2 separate regions of the Mus musculus genome follow, and region 1 is linked to region 2. The links are chromatin contacts, found by Hi-C in ENCODE. All regions are on one chromosome and are shown on one strand. Each heading gives the region's core, a stretch centred on a gene start or an enhancer-like site at or near the end of the contact. The rest is flanking DNA. Distances are from core to core; before and after follow the strand shown.

The links. Hi-C counts contacts between places; a loop is a spot of excess contacts on that map.
Region 1: a map of left cerebral cortex shows a loop between it and region 2 (2.3-fold over the local background). The contact joins the promoter of Omg here to the enhancer-like site in region 2. A Hi-C loop is called at or near these places in 3 of 37 maps with a recorded cell type or tissue (all left cerebral cortex).

What each region holds. Positions count from the first base shown.
Region 1 is chr11:79,502,715-79,505,414 of GRCm38, reverse strand. Omg (oligodendrocyte myelin glycoprotein) reads left to right here and starts at 1,333. Exons shown (of 2, transcript NM_019409.2): 1 at 1,333-1,512; 2 at 2,388-2,700. The coding sequence starts at 1,510. All of the region lies in intron 36 of Nf1 (neurofibromin 1), which reads right to left.
Region 2 is chr11:79,458,368-79,461,067 of GRCm38, reverse strand. Nf1 (neurofibromin 1) reads right to left here. Exons shown (of 58, transcript NM_010897.2): 30 at 2,162-2,297. Among named protein-coding and RNA genes, the nearest start is that of AU040972, 24 kb to the left of the region's middle. Within about 2 kb of position 1,410, at least 1 of the 3 ENCODE cell types and tissues checked has a DNase peak (open chromatin) inside an H3K27ac peak, as active enhancers do; it is left cerebral cortex, where a contact is called at or near this core.

The DNA.
Region 1 (2,700 bases), core at 84-2,583, 44 kb before region 2:
CTCCATGTAGCCCTGGCTGTCTTGGACTCGCTGTAGACCAGGCTGGCCTCGGATGTGTAGAGATTTCCCTGCTTCTGTCACCTGAGTGCTGGGACTAAAGCTGAGCACCGCCATGGCCAGCATTTTATTTTATATTTTCAGACAGGGTCTCATCTATTCTAGGCTGGCCTTGAGCTTGCTGTGTAGTCAAAGCTGGGCTTCAATTCCTGGCCTTCTTACTTCCACCTGCTGAATGCTAGGATTAAAGGTGTGTGTTGCCACTCCAGCTTTGATACTGCTATTCATAAAAATAAAATTATCTTTTGTTCAGACCCAACAATACCTCTGGAGAAAGCAATACTCTATCCATACCATCCAAAACAAGTTTCATGGAAGAAAAAAAATAGCAAAATCAAAACCAAACAACTCCATCTAACTCAAATACATAAAATGTAAACAATTATTTTACCATTTGACTGGTAATTAAAAGTAGAACATTAAAATAGAAGAAACAAAACAAAATATCTAGTATCTACTGGTTATGGTAGTGCACATCTTTAATTCTAGCAGTGAGAAACAGAAGTAGGAAGATCTCTGTGAGTTCCAGGCCAGCCAGGAAGACACAGTGAAACGTATTTTAGGCTGGTGTTGTTTTATAGTCCAGCATCCTTATTTTACATGTGGCTTGTTCTTATTTGATCACTGTCACTAAGGCAGGACTGTGTGCATGTGCTGGGGAAGGAGACTGTGACGACAACGCAGCTGGCCTGTGTGCAGCATTAGTCAAACGATCTTTTGTATCAGGAAGGCAAAAACAAAGTAATCATATTGAGTATTCCTGTGCTTCCTAAAAGGTAAGATGAAACACGTAATTGACTGATAAATTCGAAAAGCTAATTAAATATAATAATAGTAGCCACGATGGAGGAAGACATAAAAATCAAGATTTCTATCATGACATACATATGAAAAGGTTACGAGACAATTTAACTGTTTTTGAAAAGAACATAAAAATGCGGAGATTAAAAATAGTTCAATGAATATCCTGGAAATCAATTCACAAAGAACATTTTTCAACACATAGAAAGAATGTAGAGGCTTTAAGAAAAATTACAGCAAGCAAATGTTAAATGTGCAACCTAAACTCAGAGAAATACACAGAAGTAAAGCCCAGCCCTAATTTGCATGAAGTATTCTACCCGACAGAGAACTGAAGCTATGTAAGGCACTCTCTGGGCTGTAAATTAAAAAAAAAAAAAAAAAAAAAGAAAAAGAAAAAGAAAAAAAAAAGTCCATTTTGTTGCGTATGCACCTCTTGCAATAAATTTGAGTCAGCACCAATGACAGCTCTGCAGTCCTCCTATGTGGTGCTGATCAGGTGGTTGCAGAGCTTCGGCTCACAGCAACACAATGCAGCTGAGCTGGCAAGCAGAGCCCACAGCCAGAAACCCTTCCGACTCCCACAACAAGACGACCTTTAAGCTGCAAGTTTCCCGGAGAAAATGAGATACTGATAGTGAAGACGACATTATGGTAAGCAGTTGTTTAAATTGGTAAAAGACGGATTTTGAATTTTTTCCTTTTCTTTAGCTTTTTTTTTTTTTAAAGCTAATGTTAGGATTGAATATATTCAATAACAAGTGCATGCACCAAAATCTGCTGCAGTAATAGCCGAGGTTTTCATTTTAATGTCCACTCACTTTGTAAATACATATATTGTTTTTCCTTTAAAATTGGTACTGAAATATAAGGGAAAAAATCATTTTACAAATGTACGCTATCGGGCTTGATTTTTCCAAGTTCATTAAAACGTTTTTTACCAGGATATAGTTATCCATGAGAAGATGAAATTTCAAAAACTGTTTTAATCTGTTTTAACATCTCAAACTACAAACATATTGTGTCTTATAATACTGCAGAGATTTAAGAAAAACAGACATGACAGCCATTTTTTTTCTGAATCAAAAACATTATCAAAAATAGTAACAGCCTAAGTAAGCCTATAAAACTCCTCATTTGCAGACAGTGCCATTCTATCATATAAAGGCTCCGAGAAGATAAATAAGATGAATATACTAAAGGATAAAAATAAAGAGAAAATGTAGGAGAGTCTCTCTCTCTCTCTCTCTCTCTCTCTCTCTCTCTCTCTCTCTCTCTCTGCCTTTCTGTCTGTCTGTCTCTCTCCCCCCCAGTTCCCCCACCCCCACCCACCACATAGCCCCAATTGAAGGATTAGGCATTTGGACTATAAATGAAGGGCAGCTTTGTTAGTTTAATCACTGGAACAATTATAAAAGGACTCAACAACAAGGAGGTTTATTGAAAATTTTGCCGAATGCTAACTGACCCATGCAGATGCTGAGAGTGAATTTGCATATTAAAAGAAGGATGTATCTGTTTGTTTTCAGGCTTTGATGGAATATCAGATACTGAAAATGTCTTCCTGCCTGTTCATCCTTCTGTTTCTCACGCCTGGCATCTTATGCATTTGTCCTCTCCAGTGTACATGCACAGAGAGGCACAGGCATGTGGACTGTTCAGGCAGAAACTTGACTACATTACCACCTGGACTGCAGGAGAACATTATACATTTAAACCTGTCTTATAACCACTTTACTGATCTGCATAACCAGTTAACCCCATATACCAATCTGAGAACCCTGGATATTTCAAACAACAGGCTTGAAAGTCTGCCTGCTCAGTTACCTCGGTCTCTCTGGA
Region 2 (2,700 bases), core at 161-2,660:
CAAAACCTCTGCTCCATGGTAGTCTGCACTAACTTTACCCACTACAAAGTAATGCTTACGTAAGTAACATCTGCATGGTGTTTCCATGAAGCTTTAATGTGGTAACTGCAGTGCAGGCAATGCAGACTGCTGTCAAGTGCGCACTAAGCAGCACAGCGCAGGGTAGCACAGAGTGAGCCACCAGTCAGCACTTCCTTGTGTTCATGGTTCCTTACAAACCTAACTAGGAAGGCTGGCAAGAATCCTGCTTACTTAAATGTGTAGAAATGATAAAATTTATTCCTTAATGAAATATTTCCCACATACTTATTAAGTGTCCAATTCTTTTTACTTTACTAGTATAGTGCTCTCAAACTGGTGCCCAAGTTTGCTGATGATACAAATACATTTTTCATTATGGGAACAGCCACATGAAGAGTTTTTATTAAAGTCTAGTGGCAAACAGTGTAATCAGCACGACCCACCACAGTCTAGTTAACCCACCCTGTAGCTGCACACCCCACTAGGGGGATGACCCATCACAGTCTAGTTAACCCACCCTGTAGCTGCACACCCGACTAGGGGGATGACCCACCACAGTCTAGTTAACCCACCCTGTAGCTGCACACCCCACTAGGGGGATGACCCACCACAGTCTAGTTAACCCACCCTGTAGCTGCACACCCCACTAGGGGGATGACCCACCACAGTCTAGTTAACCCACCCTGTAGCTGCACACCCGACAAGGGGGATGACCCACCACAGTCTAGTTAACCCACCCTGTAGCTGCACACCCGACTAGGTGGATGACCCACCACAGTCTAGTTAACCCACCCTGTAGCTGCACACCCGACTAGGGGGATGACCCACCACAGTCTAGTTAACCCACCCTGTAGCTGCACACCCGACTAGGTGGATGACCTATGTGGAGCCTCCTAAGCTTCCCAGAGCTTTCTGAAAACGCAGTAAAGTCACAACACGTCCAGTAACTGAATGCTAAGTATATTTTATCATATTTTTATGTATGCAAAGTTTTCTTTTTATAGACACTGAGATATATCTTTTAAAATAGCAATGGAGAAAAACTCACATAGCAGCCTCATGCAGCTTTTTTAAATGGTGTTTCACTGATGATGTTAATGTCTCTAAGCAACTAAAGCTGCAAGCCAAAAAAAAAAAAAGAAAAGAAAAAAGAAAAAAAAATACTGCAAAGTCAGAGAAATGCATGAGTTCTGGTAAATGTGTAAGTCCTTTCCTTTTTGTACCCTTATTCCAAAATTCAGGACCTATGCTGGGTTTTCTTTTCCCTATTTGAAAAATTAATACAGATTTATAGGCAATCCCTCGGAATAAATAAATTATTCCTAAAACTGCATACTCAATTCAAAATCAGAAGTTACAGAAGAACACAGGCCTTGTTCTTTCAACACAGAAAGAATCTTTGTGGACATCTAAATTTAGCAGCACTATCTGCTGTGACTGGGTTAAAAAGTCTGTTAGCTACTGCATGGTGTGGTCTCTATCTTACAAGCAGTACTCTACATAAAATACATATGACAATTAGCCTAACCTGAGAAAACAGGAGATAAACCAGTGATCTCTTAATAGGAGAAGCCAAAATTACAGTTCAAATCATTTATACTGCAAAAAAGCAATGAACTTGCCTCCAGTGGGAAAGTTCCTGTAAGTAATTTAGGCAAAAGATAAGCAAAAATGCATACTATACCTCATTTCAGTACACATAGTGAATTATTAGTTGCTTTCAACACAAGGAAGGCTAATTTATTTTCCTTAAAGTTCTTTAAATATCTCTGAAGAAAATGTGACGCCAATCTAATGATAGCTCGTTCAGATTGATTTTTAGGTTTATTTTATCCTCTGTGTGTAGGTGTTTTGCCTGATTGTATGTATATGCACCACATGCATGCCCCGTGCCTGAAGATGTCAGAAGACAGCCCGAGCTCCCCTGAGACTGGAGTTAAAGATGGTTGTGAACCACCATGTGGGTACCGGACACCAAACCTGGGTCCTCTGTGAGAGCAGCCGTGCTCTTACCTACTTAGCTACCTCTCTATCCTAATTATAGTACGTGTCCAAATGATGGTCAGCAGCTGACTCTGCACACGACACTCCTCTCAGTTGGCTTTGGACTTAGAGTGGCAATCTCCAACTTTCATCATACCTGGTACAAACAATGGCAGACACTTCGAAGCTGTGAGGGGAATTCTGAGGAAGAGCTGATGATGGCATGGAAGAACTTCTCTGTCATCTGAAGGAGGTTCCTCTGGTTCTCCTCAAGGCTCTCAGAGGGTTCTAACCTGTAACAAAGGAAAGGGAAAACCAAACATACATGACTATTGAAACAAAAATCACCCCTCACAAGACCTGATCCTCACTGAAATAAACAACAAATTTGCTACAAAAAAGAAAAGAAAAGAAAAGAAAAGAAAAGGAGCAGTTATAACAGCAAGTGCATGGCTCCCACTAATCTCAATATTCATAAGGAGACAGTGACAGCCATAAGTTTGAGGCCAGCCTCAACTATACAGTAATGGCCAAGTCTCTAGAACAAACTAACAAACCCAAAATTGAAATTCCAAAACTCAGAAGGTGCCCACAGGAGGACTAAAAGAATGACCTTGAGGTCATTCTTAGTTTGGTAGCAAGTTTGAGGCCAGCATGGAGTACAGGACCCATTCAAAACTACAAAAATACAACAGC